Regions from separate parts of the Homo sapiens genome. Here region 2 is linked to region 1. A link is an interaction called in ENCODE POLR2A ChIA-PET data of the cell type or tissue named here. Cell type or tissue: PC-9. All regions are shown on one strand. Links, peaks and the distances in the headings refer to the core of each region. The heading gives the core; the rest is flanking DNA. Region 1 has its middle 91 kb from the start of P3H2-AS1. Region 2 overlaps CLDN16 (claudin 16).

The links. Peaks named below come from ENCODE experiments on the same cell type or tissue, not always from the same donor. Only the 100,000 strongest peaks of a DNase experiment are listed, where the experiment ranks them.
Region 2: POLR2A ChIA-PET joins it to region 1 with 5 read pairs; 2 of 35 experiments call an interaction of 5 or more read pairs at or near these places.

The regions. Positions count from the first base shown.
Region 1 is chr3:190,205,235-190,217,832 of GRCh38, reverse strand. No RefSeq gene overlaps it. Among named protein-coding and RNA genes, the nearest start is that of P3H2-AS1, 91 kb to the right of the region's middle. In PC-9, for the core only: no CTCF peak of the experiment used is centred there; no DNase peak of the experiment used is centred there.
Region 2 is chr3:190,402,925-190,408,139 of GRCh38, reverse strand. CLDN16 (claudin 16) reads right to left here. Exons shown (of 5, transcript NM_006580.4): 3 at 3,214-3,378. Among named protein-coding and RNA genes, the nearest start is that of CLDN16, 17 kb to the right of the region's middle. In PC-9, for the core only: no CTCF peak of the experiment used is centred there; a DNase peak (open chromatin) is centred at 3,249; H3K27ac peaks cover 647 bases.

The DNA.
Region 1 (12,598 bases), core at 4,442-8,441:
CATCACCCGAAATTGATTCTGTTGGACTTCCATCTTGGATTTCTAAACTTCAGAACTATGAGAAAATAAATTTCTAATGTTTAAGTTGCCCAGTCCGTGGTATTAATTATGGTAACTCAAGCTGATGAATAGAGCACCTTCCAGAAACAATAAGAACTCACAACCATGTAACAAACCTGCATATGTTCCCACTGAATCTAAAATACAAAAAAAGACCTCACAAAATACTTATAATAAAAAAACATGATGTCAGATCAAATTTTATGGTAACAGAATAGCAACAGTAGACACAAAGCCAAGGTATCCATTGATTATACCCCACATTGCATCACTGGGAAGCAGCTGGCTTAGCAGGACGAAGGAATGGCCTATTAAATGTTCAGCTAGGGTACTAGCTCTGAAATAACGTCCTGACAGGTTGGGGCATTTTTTCCCCAGGATGTTATATCTATGCTCTGAGCCAAAGTTTAATATATGGTGCTATATCCTCAATACTTAAAATGCACAATTCCAGGTAATAAAACAGGAAGTAGAATTAGCTTGGCCTAACTCACATCTCATGACTCATAGTGACCCAACTGCGGAATTTATGTTTCCCAATAACTGTAACTTCTGGCTTTGATAGATTAAAGAAGGTCCTGGTTCCATGTGGAAAAAAATATTTCACCAATAAGAATTCTATTAAATCTGAAAGTATGATTACCACCTTGTCTTAGTCCATCTGTGTTCCTAGAACAGAATATCTGAGACTATATAATTTGTAAAGAATAAAACTTTATTTTCTCACAGTTCTGGAGGCTGGAAAAATCCAAGATCAAGGTGCCAGCACTTGGTCTTTTGCGTTTTCACATGGCAGAAGGCAGAGGGGCAAACAAGTCAGATAGTGAAATGCTGTGTGAAGCCTCTTTTAAAAGGCCCTTAATCTAATTAATGAGGAAGAAGTTCTCAAGGCTTAATTACCTCTTAAAGGCCTCACCTCTTTTTATATATATATATATTTTTTTTATTATACTTTCGGTTCTAGGGTACGTGTGTACACCTCTTAATACTATTGTATTGACAACGTCAAAATTTTGGAGATGATTAGGTTTCTACATGAATTTTGGAGAGAACAAAAGCATTCAAACCATAACACATCTGGTCACTTTAGGCTTCTCATGCTAGTAGGCTAGCAGGAAAGTTAAAATGGTATGGAAGATACCCTGATTTTCATGAAGAGCTATGATTGCTGTGAAAAGTGAGGAATATATATTTCGTTCCCAAGGGATTCATCACACTGTTTTGTTAGTTACTCTAAGCCTGGGATAATCAAGAAAGGGCAAATGCAGCAACCGTGGCTTTTCAAGGGCAAGACAACTAGGATCTTAAATCCCTCAGGTATAAAGAGATCTGAATTTATTTACCAAACATTACAACTAGGCCTTCTGAAGTAGCAGCTTAGTTTGAGGGTCATCTAGAATAGGCAGTGGAGAGGGAAGATGATGAATACTTACTCCATACTTGGGACCAATTGTTGAAGCAGTGATTGTAGCTGGTTCCACTAACACTTGTGTATTAAATCTTTCACCAGCAATCAAGCTTGGTTACCACCTGGAGGACTTGACGACACATTCGTTTTAATGTAGAATATCAACATGTCTAGTTGTGAAAGGAGTGCTTTATTTCAGGCACTCTTGCAATATGCTTCACATTCTCTTGGCCTGACCTCTGATTTTAGTTATGAGTCCAGTGCATCATTCTGGATGGGATTCAACTCTCTTGTACCTTGATAGTGTCTCACTTCAAACTGATACAAGCTTTTTTTTTTTTTTTTTCCTGTATTAGGGCCTCTTTGATACTGGCAGCATTTTTTTTTTTTTTTTTTGCCTTGTGTATTAGGGCTTTTTTGATACTGGCAGAAGTTCATCTAACATGCATGTGCAGTACTGAGACAATTCTCAACTAGCAGGGGATGGGAACTAATAGATAAGTGAGGACTTCAGAGTGACTGGTTTTTATTGAAGCTTTCTCTATGGCAGTTAGAGGAAATAAATATATAAAATAGAATGAGATATGGGATAGTGTGTGTGTGTGTGTGTGTGTGTGTGTGTGTGTATGAGAGACAGAGATTCACATATAGAGGAGCATAAAGTAATGAATTTTTCCTCATTTATTTCAACTTGTTAGACTTACCGTCATTATTGTATTTTAAAAACAAAATTGGGATAAACTAACTTTCAATTTAAATCTTGCTTTTAAAAATTTAATGATATCTTGATAATTTTACTATATAGCTAAGTGTAGTTAAAATTTATAATTTTATTGAGAACATGAAGCTGTATTATACCAATATTTCATTTTATCTTTACTCTATCAAGATATTTTCTCATTTAAAGTTTTATAACTGAAATACTGTGGTTTCTCTTTCACCTTAAATCTTATAATTGAGAATAAATAAACCTCATTGTTTACAATACGGGTCATACCTATAGGATAATTTGCTTTAGTAGTTTAAATTGTCTACAAGTTCTTAGGTAAATGTATTTCGTTACTTTTATTAAACTTCTTTGATTATTAGGGAGATTTAAATATTACTTCGTATGTTTAATTAATATTTTATACTTTTTGCACATTTTGGCTTATTATTCAGTTGGAGAGTTAGTATATTTCTTAGAGCTATATAAGAGCTTAGAAATATATAAGACAATATAAGAGCTTAGAGATATATAAGAGCTTTTTTATAGAGATATATAAGAGCTATTGAAGACTGTTTATATTAACCTATCATCTGTCATTATCATAACAATGATAGTAACTATCATCTGTCATTATCATAACAATGATAGTAACTATCATTACTAAAGATTTAATGCATTGCAAATACCCATTTTTAGACTATTCTTTTCTTTTTAATATTATTTATGTTTTGTTATTAGCATTTAATTGTTTATCCAAATTTAGAGGCATTTTAATTGCTAATTTAATTTATTACTTTCATGTTTAGTGGACTCTCCTTTATTCCATTCAAATAAAAACAGCAGCATTTTTTTAAAGTGAGTGAATACAATATTTAAGATATACTTTAAAATTATAGTAACTAAAACAGTATAATACTTTTACAAGAAAAAAACAAGTAGATCAATAAAACACAACAACAAAATCAGAAAAAGAGGCTTGTGCGTTGGCATTTTAAACCAGTGGGAGAAGTGTGGACTATTCAAAAAATGATTTTATAGTGAAAAAACAGATTTCTACTTAATTTAGTATTCCAAAACAAATTCCAGATGGAACTAATACCCGCATAGTAATAGTAAAAAAAACTAAATTTTGACAAGAAATTGTAGAGACATTTATCATAGTTCCCCAGTAGAAAAAAATAAAAATCTTCCCAGACAGGCACAAAACCAAAACACATAAAGGATTGATATATTTGATTATCTTAAAATTTAAAATTGGATATGGGAAAAACACCTATGAATTGCCATATTTTCTTTCCTTTCTTATATTTTCCTTTTTAGCTTTCTGTCAGAGTGATACAGTGCTCCTTTTTTATTTTAATTTTTGAAAGATTCATATTCTGTTTTCATTCTTCTAGGGACTATCTAAATATTTGACAAACACACTTAAAACTATTATGACAGATTCTTATTTATCTCTACCTGTATCTAAACCCCATGATGATATTATCTAAAGGTGTAGTTACACCCTTGTCACTTAAAACCATTTCTTATACAAATCATATTTAGATTTACTAATCTTGTTTACTTATTTCCTTGACTGCTCAGCCTTAATGCATCTTAATATTTACTATTAACTTTCTTTTTCTTGGCAGACTATGTTAGTTTCTTGCTCTTTCAGACAGGATCTGAGGATCATCAACTTTATAACCATTGTATATGTAAAATTGCTGACCCAGCTAAAATAGGTCAGCTGGGTATAGAATTCTATGTTCAGTTATTTTATTTCAATTGTATGAAGATATTGCTACTTTGTCTTTTTGAATACAGTATTACTGATGTTATTCTAGTTCTCATTCCTTTATGATTTATTTTCCTCTTCTGTGTAAAATTTCTCCTTAGAAGTTAATTAATTTTCATTATTTCCTCAGGTTTCATTTTGTGATTTCTAGTTATGAATATTTGTTCTTGTGCTTTTTATTGATCTTGCTTGGCAATTAACAAGTTCTTTAATTTTAGCCATCATCTTTTTAAAATTTTGTTCACTTGGCCAGGCGGGGTGGCTCATGCCTGTAATACGAGCACTTTGGGAGGCCAAGGTGGGCGGATCACCTAAGGTCAGGAGTTAGAGACCAGTCTGGCCATCATGGTGAAAACCTGTCTCTGCTAAAAATACAAAAATTAGCTGGACCTAGTGGCGGGCACCTATAATCCCAGCTACTTGAGAGGCTGAGGCAGGAGAATCGCTTGAACCAGGGAGGCAGAAGTTGCAGTGAGCTGAGATCACGCCACTGCACTCCAGACTGGGTGACAGGGCAAGGCTCTGTCTCATAAATAAATAATTTTGTTAACTTTATTTTGAAGCTTTCAAAATTTTTTTTATTTTTTATTTTTGTGCATACATACTAGGTGAGTATATTTATGGGGTACAGGAGATGTTCTGACACAGGCATACAATGCATAATAATCACATCATGGATAATGGGGTATCCATCCCCTCAAGCATTTATCCTTTACATTACAAACAATTCAATTATACTCTCTCAGTTATTTTTTAATATATAATTAAGTTATTATTGACTATAGTCACCCTGGTGTGCTATCAAATAGTAGGCCATTTTCATACTTTCTAATTTTTTTGCACCCATTAACCCTCCCCATCTCCCCCTGAACCTCTCACCAACCCCCACTACCCTTCTCAACCTCTGGTAACCATCCTTCTACTCTCTATGTCCATAAATTCAATTGTTTTAGTTTTACATCCCACAAGTAAGTGAAAACATGAGACATGTGTCTTTCTTTGTGCCTGGCTTATTTCCCTTAACAAAATTATCTCCAGTTCCATCCATGTTGTTGCAAATTACAGGATCTAATTCTTTTTTCATGGCTGAATAGTACTTCATCGTGCATGGGTACTACATTTTCTATATCCATTCATCTGTTGATGGACACTTAGGTTTTTCCAAGTCTTGGCTACTGTGAATAGTGCTGCAACAAACATGGGAATGCAGATATCTCTTCAATATACTGATTACCTTTCGTTTGGGTATATATCCAGCAATGGGATTGCTGAATCATATGGTAGTTCTATTTTTAGTTTTTTGAGGAACTTCTAAACTGTTCTTCAGAGTGGTTGTACTAATTTACATTGCATTTTCTCCACGTCCTTGCCAGCATTTGTTATTGCCTTTTGGATATAAGCCATTTTAACTGGGGTGAGATTATATCTCATTGTAGTTTTGATTTGCATTTATCTGATGATCAATGATGTTGAGCACCTTTTCATATGCCCATTTGCCATTTGTTTATCTTCTTTTGAGAAATGTCTATTGAAATCTTTAGCCCATTTTTTGATCAGATTATTAGTTTTTTTCTTCTAGAATTATTTGAGCACCTTATATATTCTGGTTATTAATCCGTTGTCAGATGGGTAGTTTGCAAATATTTTCTCCCATTCTATGAGTTGTCTCTTCGCTTTGTTGATTGTTTATTTTGCTATGCAGAAGCCTTTTAACTTGATGTGATCCCATTTCTCCATTTTTACTTTGGTCGCCCATGCTTGCAGGGTATTGCTCAAAAAATTTTTGCCCAGACCAATGTCCTGGATGCTTTCCTCAATGTTTTCTTATGGTAGTTTTATAGTTTGAGGTCTTAGATTTAAGTCTTTAATCCATTTTGATTTTTTTTTTTGGTATATGGCAAAAGATAGGGATCTAGTTTCATGATCCTGCATATGGATATCTAGTTTTCTCTGACTGTCTTTTCCCCATGTATGTTTTGTTTTTGGTAGCTTTGTTGAAAATAAGTTCACTGTAGGTGTATAAATTTGTTTCTGGGTTCTCTGTTCCATTGGTTTATGTGCCTGTTTTTATGCCAGTACCATGCTGTTTCAGTTACCATACCTCTGTAGTATAATTTGAAGTCAGGTAATGTAATTCCTCCAGTTATGTTCATTTTGCTTAGGATAGCTGTGGCTATTCTGGTTTTTTTGTGGTTCCATATAAATTTTACAATAGTTTTTTTCTATTCTGTGAAGAATGCCATTGGTATTTTTATAGAGATTGCACTGAGTCTGTAGATTGCTTTAGATAATATGGACATTTTAACAATTTTATTTTTTCTAATCCATGAACATGGAATATATTTCCATTTTTTGGTGTCCTCTTCCATTTTTCCATCACAGTTTTATAGTTTTCACTATAGAGATCTTTCACTTATTTGGTTAATTCCTAGGTATTTAATTTTATGTTTGGCTACTGTAAATAGGATTACTTTTTAAATTTCTTTTTCAGATTATTCACTGTTGGCATAAAATCATATTTCTTTACTTTTGGAAAATTCTTGACCATGCATTTCTCTAAATATCTTTCCCCTTTAGTCTCTCCATTTTTTTTTTTTCTGGGACTTCTTTTAGCTGAATCTTAGTAGTCTAGACTTACTGTCTTTTAGTTTTTTCTTAATATTTTTCATATTTTTTTGGATTCTTTCAGGGAAATTTCTCAGCTCAGTTTTCTAGCACATTTTTAGTCCTATTTAACTTTTTGAAATAAAAGTACATTAAAACATTTTTTGGAATTCTTAGTTTGTCATAACTGCTTTTTATCTTTTTCATAATGTATGGTTCTTGCTTATTGGAAGAAGTCACTTCCTTTGACTCTTCAAGATTATGAAATATTTCAATATTTCATATTTTTACCTTGTATTATTATCCCAACTTTCTTGGCCGTAAGTTCTCTTAATGTTTGAGTTTATTGTGCCTCTGGAAAGATTTGGTATTACCTAATTATTTCTGTTTCTTAGTTTTTTGCAGAGGAAGTCTTATTTTCACACCTTATGATGGGAATTTCCTGTAGTGAGATGTCATAATAGCACCAACATTAGCCTTGAAGGTAGCTTAGCTTTAGACTTGTCTACTGGGCAAGGAAGCCTCAGAATTTGTTTCTAAACAATGCAGCTCCAGTTTCAGATTCATGATAGTAAAGAAGCAGCCTTTGCTGTGGTGTTTCCTTTGCTTTACTATTTTAGAAATGCCTCTCCAATTCTTCTTTATGAAGAGCTTTCTTATATGTTTTTGAGTGTGGTTAAGAATTTTTTCATTTTATTCAAATTATATTATTTTAATGAGTTTAGTGTTGATGGGGAGATATTTTATTATATTCTCTATCTGCATTCTTAAAACAAAATAACAACTCTTATATTTTTAGCTTCCTAAAAGGTTTTATCAGAAATAAGATTATATTTACCATATCCTTTTAGCAAAATTTGAGGGGATTATATTACCATATCTTCCATTGCACTGATAAGCCATATTACATCACTGATCTCCAAAGAGATATATGAGCACCTCAGTAGCTGTTTGCCTACTTTATGTTGAATAACATTTTTCTAGTTCCTATGAAGTGTTTCTTATTGTTCCTATTTTGATTTTCTTTGTTTTATTTTATTTTCTGCTTTCTCATTCTTTTTTTGAAATGAGAATTCCTAGGTCTAGCATTAAAATGTGTATTATGTGAGTGCATTTACCTAGATTCATTCTTCTCTCCAATTGATTACTAGAAAAATCATGTTCTTTTAAATTAATCTGAAGCTTATTTTTAATATTTTCTGGCTTCTGGCTCATTTGTCTTTGTGTAGCAGAAAAATATTTCTGGAAAACTTGGAGTTAATTATTATATTTCAGTTGAGTAATGAAGTCTTCAAAAAAGGAAAAATTTAAAACTGTTATTGAAATGGACCAACCACGCTTGTTGGTCTAGGGTCTCTATATGTTACTGGGAATATGATAGTCTACTTTCTAGTAAATTCTGTCTTTGAAAATATGATATTTCTGCGTACATAAGACTGAAATAAGTGTGGCAAATACAGCCCTAACTAGAGACCTAAGAGTTTGTCCTGACCCTGGCCACCACACAATGCTTTGTAATATTTATAGTTCAGAAATGACTGTATTGCTTCTCTTCAGCAAAAGTTCCATATCTCTGAAGGAGCATGGGGAATGGTGGGGAAATCTATCATTTTCCTGCTTGGCTTTGTTTTCTTGCTTCATTGATATTGTATTAACTGCTGCTATTAATGATGTTCAACATCAAAATCACTACAGAACTCAAAGAAAAATTTTCTGCTTTTGTAAATTTCCACTTTGCTTTCACTTTGATAAATATATATACATAAACATATTCCCATATCACAAAAATTACAATTCTGCTTTTCTCTTTGACAAATATATCTGTTGAGATGACTCTCTCTCTCTGTCTGATATGTTATTAAAATATTTTAAGAACTAGCTAAAGGCTTGTTTAAATACCTTCTAAAGAATAATTTAATAAATAATATTTAAGCTATTAAAGAAGAAACACCCAATCTCAGTCTTTGTTTTTAAACATCCTTTTCCTTTTTTTTTTTTTTTCTGAGATGGAGTCTCACTCTGTCACCCAGGCTGGAGTGCCGTGGCGTGATCTTAGCTCACTGCAACCTCCGCCTGCTGGGTTCAAGCAATTCTCCTGCCTCAGCCTCCCAAGTAGCTGGGACTACAGGCATGCACCACCACGCCCAGCTAATTTTTTGTATTTTTAGTAGACACGGGGTTTCACCATGCTGGCCAGGCTGGTCTGGAACTCCTGACCTCGTGATCCACCTGCCTTGGCCTCCCAAAGTGCTGGGATTACAGGCGTGAGCCACCACGCCTGGCCTTAAACATTTTTTAAACTTCAAATAGCATATTAGAAGCACTATTAGAAGAGCCATTGGCTAACTATTAAAGTTATCTATGGATCTTCATGCTGCTAGGTAAATAATTATGATCTCATGGTTATGGTATCTATGACTGTGAATTTAGAAATAGGTTTTTTGTCTGTGTGGACTTCTACTTCCCCATGTGTAAGCTGAGTCTATTTTTTACTCATGGCTCTTCACCACAAAATAGAGAAGAAAAGTGAGATAATGTCTGTAAATGTATTAAAATGTCTAGAATGTACTATCCAATAACTGTAGAATAGAACATTATGCAGCAAGATAAAACAAAATTCATCTGTTAAATCAAGGAGACAAAGAAGAAAACAGGGACAAGCCATTCGCTTCCATTAATTTATCCACTCATTAATTCCATCAAAAATTCATTGTAATCCAACTGTACCCCAGGCATTGTGTGAAGTATGGGGATTGCAAAGTTGGAAAAGATACATTCCTTTAAGGAGCATGCTATCTAGTGAGGGAGACAAATACAGGCACAGAGAACTGTAATAGAGCACATGATAAAATAACTATCAAACAAAAGTAAAAGAAAAATACCCAATGTAAAAAGGAAAGAGGGAAGTAAGAGTTTCTTGCAACTGATTTTCACTTTTGTAAAGCTGTTGGTAATGTTTATATACTGCTCTAAGAAAATATTTTAAAAGTTGTTATCAACGCTACAATATCAGAATCTGCTCAATTTTTTTCTTAGTTGATTTTTACTTAATCTTAATTTTTCTTAACTAATATATGTCATTTTAAAAAATAACTTAAAATATAAAAAGGTAACTGGGAAAATTGTGAATCTCTCCTTCCATGTCCCCCAACCCATTCTTGGAGATACCCACTATCAATGCTTTTTATGTCTGCTTGACTTCCCTTCTATGAACTGACATATGGGTGCATGTAGATTAAAAACATATTTCAAAGATAAATGGGAAGCATTATTATGCCACTTGCTTTTGTCAATTAAAATTGTTTCTTACCAATGTTCTTGTAATTGCATACAGATATACCCTTTATTTATTCTTGTTGCATAGAATTCCAGTTTATTTTTAGAATGGGTTGCGAGTACCTGAGTATCCAGAGCTGCTCCTAGACTTTCAAGGATTATATGGGAATGAAAATTTGTCAAGGAATTAGTTTCCAGATCTTCAACTTTCAAATTTACTTCTCCTTACAATTGATTTGTTTGAGAATGCTCTTGTGGTCTGACTGCTCCCCTTTTCTCCGTCCGCTTTTACAATCAGTCAGTCACCATTGCAGATGAAAAGCACACCTCTCACCAATCCTTAATATGACCTATGAGGCAATTGCTTGAGGTGTAAAAGATTTCAAAGTGCAAATCAAGGGACAGTGGAGAATGCATAGCTCCTGGGGGAAAGGGCCAAAAAGAGCAAGGCACATACAGTTTTAACATAGTCGGAGGTGACATTTATTTCACTCAGGCAATAGAAATAGCTTAGATTTGGAATTTAGATGTGAGATGGTTGCCACTGAAACCCATATTTATTTGAATTGAAAATGAAGTCAAATTTGTCTGATGCAAAGTTAGAACTGTCTTTGCTGTTTAGATTATATGGCATTTCCATAAATTGAGTAAGTAAATGTACAGCACCTAGGTTTTGATGAAAATATATTTAAAGAATGTGTAAATATTAAAAACATCGGAAGTCATACATTCTACAATATAGCATTGAAATTAAAATAAAGTAAATGTCATACTTTCACAAAAGTCTTACAAGGAATATGTGAACAAAATTTTAAAGATCATTGTGTTATGATACTCTCCTAGTGACAAACTTGTATTATTATCTCATTCAGCAGATAATTACTGAGCACCTAATGTGTTCCAAACAACTGTTTTAAGAATGGGAGGTACATTAATAAACAATAGTAAAAAAAAACCAGCCAATCAAGCAAACAAAAAAAACCTGGCCAAAAGAATATTCAGTTTGAGGAGACAGAAAACAAATGCACAGGCCGGGTGCGGTGGCTCACGTCTGTAATCCCAGCACTTTGGGAGGCTGAGGTGGGTGGATCACGAGGTCAGATCCAGACCATCCTGGCCAACATGGTGAAACCCCGTCTCTACTAAAAATATAAAAATTAGCTGGGCATGGTGGTGTGTGCCTGAAGTCCCAGCTACTCGGGAGGCCAAGGCAGGATAATCCCTTGAACTAGGGAGGCGGAGGCTGCAGTGAGCCGAGATCATGCCACTGCACTCCAGCCTGGCAACAGAGTGAGATTCTGTCAAAAAAAAAAAAAAAAAAAAAAAAGGAAAGAAAGAAAGAAAAGAAAAAGAAAAAATATATACGATATCAGATGGTGATGAATCTGAGTAGTCAAGGAAGTCTCAATATGAAGGTGATACTTGAGTAAAAGCTTAATATAAGTGAGGTAATGAGTGACAAAATACAGGCTGAGGAAAGAGGAAGAACATGGGCCTTATGTCCAGACTATGCCTCGAGGCTCTGAAGATTTGAAAGAGTGCAGGTGACCATGCCTGCTCTACTAAAATCAAACCACAGAGGGATAAGGGTGGAAATCAGGAAACCAGTTAGGAGGCTGTTTCAGTCATTCAGGTAAGTGATGATGGTGGTTCAGACCACAGTAGTAAGAATGGAGGTGAGAGATGATTGGATTCTTCATATATCTTGAAAGCACAGCCAATAATTGGGCTGTACAAATTGCCGACAAATTGGATGGAGGACATGAGAGAAAGAAATTTCAAATATGACATCTAGAATTTTGGCCTGGTCCACTGGAATGATGAAGTTTCTATTGACTGAAATCTAGAAGATTAAGGTAAGAACAGATTTGGAAGAGAGGATCAAAAGTTTGCTTTTCAAGTAAAGTTTGAGATAAATATTAGGTATAGAAAAGAAGATATCAAGCAGGTAGGTAGATGTATGAGTTTGTATGTTAGAGGAAGAGTCTGAGAAAGAAATATCAACTGGGGTGTCATCAGCATAGAGTGAGTCAAGTGGTGAATAGAGAACGCTGAATCATAGAACCAAAAGACCAAATGATGTCACCAAGGAATAAGTATAGACAAAGATATGAGAACTGAGCCTTGGGGAACTGTAACAGGAGGTGGGGGAGATGAACAGGAACCAAGAAAAGAGACTCAGTATGAGTGGCCATTGAAGAAAGTCAGGAAAATATTGTTTTGGAAAGCAAGTAAAGAAAGTTATTTTACTTAAGTGTATTTTCCATTTTTTCACTATTATTAAATATAATGCAAGCAAGGAGCATACATCTTTGTGCACATATGTGAATATTTCCTTAAGATTGATTCCAGAAGTAGAATTGCTATGTCAAAAATAAGTGGATTTTAAAATTTTATAGTTTCTGTTGAACTGCCTTCCAAAAATGCTTCACCAATTCATTACTGTACAAGAGTATTTGAGGGTGCCTATTTTCCTATAGTATCATACACTCCTAATATTACAAACTTTAAAAACAAATAAATATCTTATTTTAATTTTAATCTGCATTTCTTATCAGTATTAAGGTTGAACATCTTTTATCAGTTTTTGGGCCATTTGTACTTCTTCAGTGAATCACAGTCAAAATAATTTGCCTGTCTTCTATTGATTTGTTTTCTTATTGATGTGTCGAACCACTTTTATATTCTGAATGTCATTTCCAGTCTGTCATTTGTTGTTAACTTTGTTTGTGGTGTCTTTCATCACAGAGAATTGAAAATT
Region 2 (5,215 bases), core at 846-4,845, 190 kb before region 1:
CATCTTGTATCTTTTTTAAATTTTATCTCAGTTTATACATAAAGAAAATGCAAAAATGAAATAACACAGTGCTTATCTGTGTAAATCGAAATTCATCGTTATGGTTTTCTTTGATTCTCCTGTCTTTCCAATGCCATGTTAGTATTGTATAAAGGAAAATACTAAAACAAAACCAAACAAAACAGAAAAAGAATGTAGTCTAACACAAACAACATAGAGCATATGTTCATTCTGTAATGATTTTTAAATTGTGAGTAAATATCATTGTATTTAATGCTCCCTGTACCCCCTTTTGAAGCTATGCCAGCTACGTAATCAGCACCCATGTGAAAACTGTTTTTAAAGTCACTGATTTCAGTGTCTTGAGGTCAAACACAAATAATTGAAGTAAAAAATGTTTTTATTTTCAAATAAATCTTTATCTACTACCCTCACACCATATAAGAATGGACCAAGAAATGTTATTCCCTTTAAATACATCTCCACAGCTTAGCCTCTCTGACAATTAACTGGTTTGAAATGACGCCACTAGTGTCCTGTTATTTTAAAGGTATAAATTGCATGTTGAAGCCTAGATGCAATAAGAAATGTGGTGAGTTGGAGGACAAAACACTGAATTAAAAGAGTGTTTTTAAAATATGTACTCTCCACATGCTCAATGCCTAGCAGAAGGCAATTACAAGAAATCAGTAATCTATATGTTGTCTAAGTCTGCTTGAGTTGGATTTTCAGTTATTTACTTGTAAATGTATGCTTACTGATATCCTGAAGCTGTATCAACGTTAGTGTTAAGATCTTGCCCACCAACACCCAAATAACTGGATCCTACTTTTCCTTCATTTCAAAGTTCTGCTACTCTGTGCTAAGTTAGATGCATGTGTTCACAAACAATCTCTTCAGATTACTTTCCAGAGTTGTTTTACTGTCTAATGAGAGAAATATTTGTCTTTCCCAAATCTAAAAAAATAAAATAAAATATGTAGTCTCCAAAAAATTTTACATTTTTTTCCCTAGATAGTCTGTGATATCTATTTAAATCACTATTTAACTGTATTCTTCTCCTAATTGTTTAATGTAAGAACTTTAAGAAGGAGCAGATAGGCCGGGCACATTGGCTCACACCTGTAATCCCAGCGCTTTGGGGGGCCGAGGCGGGCGGATCACGAGGTCAAGAGATTGAGACCATCCTGGCCAACATGGTGAAACCCCTTCTCTACTAAAAATACAAAAAGTAGCCAGGCGTGGTGGTGGGCGCCTGTAGTCCCAGCTACTTGGGAGGCTGAGGCAGGAGAATGGCGTGAACCCAGGAGGTGGAGCTTGCAGTGAGCCGAGATCACGCCACTGCACTCCAGCCTGGGCGACAGAGCGAGACTCCATCTCAAAAAAAAAAAAAAAAAAAAGCCAGATAATAAACACATAACCTTTAGAAAACGCAGTATATATTGCAATAGCATTGCTATAATGCCATTATCTGCAGTTTTCAGTTAGAAATTCCCTTTCTAAACCTTCAAAACAGATTATAGACTTTAAAAATAAATTTTATAGCACACTAATTCTAAAGTTTCCAAAGCTTAGGACATGCTTTGTCTTTCAATTTAGTTATTTCTTCAGTCATTCCTATCAGGATTTTCTTCAGTGACTTATTTTTTAAATGCTATTTGTTTTGTTGTTTTACATAAGATGGGTTATTTACTGATGATAGCTCAAAAATATTCTCGAACAAAATTATATAGCCGTAAATAATTAGATTAAATAATGTTTAAATCTGTTAAATGAATTACATTGTATATTAAAAAGTTCTATGCTGTCAGTAGGTGGGATAATTAAATAAATGACTTACAGAAGGGAAGAATTCTAAATTTTTGTAACTTTATAATACAATCTGAGGATTATTAGGACGTTGACTTAACATTTCTGTGTCAAAAGTCAGGGAGGCCCAAGTTCTGAGCATACAAAGGGTTAGGCAGTCAGCTAACAGTTTGCTGTGCCCACATTGCATCTTCACCATAGCAATTCAGGCTACATGTTACTACCTTAGCCTCATGCCTCTTTGCAGATCAGGAAACAGAGACACGGGTGAATATATCACACATACATATCTACAAGTGTTTCTAGTTCCAAACTCCATATCGATGTACTACCCCACACTGCCTGGTCAGGCTGCCACTTATATTCGCTTTGTTAGCAGACAAGATTTTTCCTGCTAACAGACAAGAAGAAGACATTATGTTGCAAAAGAAGAGGACTAAGCTTTGAAGTTGAAGACAGACCTGAATAAAGTATCATTTTTGCTGTTTCACTAATAAATACTACTTAAAGTGCTTTTTGATATGTTGTTTATTAGTCATGCTTGACTAATAAATATGCTTGACCAGTCCTCAGAACTTCAATTATTTATCTGCATCTTAAGTGAGGATAACAATATGATCTGTTTATTGTTACATTTATGAACAAATGGGTTAGTACGTGGGACAAGTTTAACATAGGACTTGGCACAATTGTTAGTTTATTGTTAAAAAGAATTGGTGGAGTTGGTGGTGGTGGGTATAGGTAAGGAGGTAGAAGTTTGGGGCTTACTTTAGGATTTTAACTTCAGTAATAATCACAAGATAAATTATTTTAAAAATTGAAGTTATGTAACTTTTTAAATGGCCAAAACATAGTTTTAGAGCTTTTTTTTTTCTTTATTTCCTTTTTTTTTTTTTTTTTTTCCGTGAGACGGAGTCTTGCTCTGTTGCCCAGGCTGGAGTGCAGTGGCGCGATCTCTGCTCACTGCAACCTCCGCCTCCTGGGTTCGAGCGATTCTCCTGCCTCAGCCCCGCCGAGTAGCTGGGACTACAGGTGTGCACCACCATGCCTGGATTTGTATTTTTAGTGGGGATAGGGTTTCACCATGATGGCCAGCTGGTTTCAAACTCCTGGCCTCAAGTGATCTGCCTGCCTTGGCCTCCCAAAGTGCTGGGAATATAGGCATAAGCCACCACACCCGGCCTGAGAGCTTCATATTTTGTTCTGAGATATTAACAAAAGACTAATTAGCTGACTTCAAAGCTAAAGTATGCAGGGCTGGTAGAAGTGACCTTTAGTTTTTCAATCTAGAAAGGGAAGCCACATATAATCCGAAAATGAGCAGCTTCAGCACAACTCTCTCCTTCACCTCAAGCCCTTAGCAGAGTCTCCCTACCCCTGTTGCTAGTCCAGCCAGACCGGTACCTGCTATTAGTAACGTGGCTCCAGCAACAAAGCAGATGCGGACTTTAATGTACGGCTCATCAGGGAGGAATTTCACGCAGTCAAGACCAAGGAGCAGGGTGAGAAATCCAAACCCAGCTAGAATATCTGCAGTAATCATCAACGCTCGAGTTACCACCAGCTTCACTGGAAGACCAGGGCATATGGTTAAAGCAGAGTCAGAAGAAGGAACCATATTAACTCACAGAGACATAGCAAAAAAAACAGACAAGTAGGTAACATTAACACACCCCTCCGGTAAAAGTCAGACTTTGTATGAACTTGAACATAAGTACCCCTAATGTTTTCATAAAACTAAAAAATATGAGATTATTGACATTATTGCTTGTTTAACCACAGTTCACTACTTAGTTTTGTTGTTGGTATGCTAGCAGAGAGCATCCTGGTAGATAGTGGAAACTAAATAAATGTTTTCCTTTTTGCCTCCTACTCTGGAAAATGTCTCATTCACAAATATTGTAGCCGATTGCTGAATCGAAGGTAGCATATCTGTCCTACAAAAATTTCTTAATAAATATTGAATAAATAATCACTTTAATTTTTTTTTATTTAAAAATAATAATTGGCTAAAATTTGACACAGGGAAGCAGAATAAAATATTTCAAGACTTCTTTTTGCCAGTTCAGGATAGAAGAAGCCATAAGGAGATCTTTAGAAGAAGGAGAGTTAGTTTGTGCTATTAAGTAGAAGGTAATTTCTGGAAATTAGATCATTTTCTCTTTCAGCTATTTAAATCATGACTCTTCTTGGCCAATATTACATATTAGGCCATATGGGTTTTATCTCTTCCAGACGTGACTTATTTCTCTACCCCCATATGTTAATAGGTTACATAGGTCAAAGATGAAAAAGGAACATATTAAATATAAACAGTGGTTTTCTCTACGTAGTGAGCTTATGAGTGATTATATTTTCTTCTTGCATAAATGTATATAACAGTATTTAAAAGTTTTAAATTTTTTTTAATTTTTCATTTTCTTATCAGCTTATGAATTAAAATCCATTTTAATGAATTTTTAGAATAGACAAAATGTCCATTCCTATTCAGCAAATAGTGTTTCTTTGTAGGTAGAACTAGGTTAGCACAGAGAGGGGAAAAGAAAAAGAATTAAGAAAATCCTTTTTAACAAAAATAAAACAAAGACCTTATGAACTATGTTTTTAAAAATGTTCCACGCACCCAACTTTTAAATAGCAGATGAAGAATTTTAGAGTGCTGCTGTTTTTAAGTGCTTTCCTCTGGACTGAAATAGAGGTTCAGGGGAAAAGTCACATTCCAAGGGCTTAATTTTTTATTTATCTTGAGAAAAGAAGTTGCCTTATGGTGCCATCACCCATCATTTGCTTTGAAAGAGACTAAAACCACTTTGCTTTCATAACAGAACAGATGTTTCTTAGCAGGGTTCGATGTTCTTATAAATAAACAAATAAACACTATGGAGAAGGATTGAGAGAATCAACAGTAAGATTTTTAAATTTAAGACATTTCTTTATTCATAGCAACATGGGCTCTGCTGACATGTAACTATAATTTATTTATTTATTATTTTATTTTTGAGATGAAGTCTTGCTCTGTCTCCCAGGCTGGAGTGCAGTGGTGTGATCTCGGCTCACTGTAACCTCTGCCTTCTGGGTTCAAGTGATTCTCCTGCCTCAGTCTCCTGACTAGCTGGAACTACAGGCTCCCACCACCATGATGAGCTAACTTTTTTTGGTAATTTTATTAGGGATGGGGTTTCACCATGTTGGCCAGGCTGGTTTCGAACTCCTGACCTCCAGTGATCCACCCGCCTTGGCCTCCCAAAGTGCTAGGATTACAAGTGTGAGCCACTGCACCTGGCTTTAACTATAATTTAAAGCTAAAAGTAAGGAAGATAAGGGAGCCAGCTTCAATATTGCCTGTAACAGTGCGTCACATGTGTTGGTTTTTTCTTCCACTGATCCCCATAGTCTATGTCTCTCT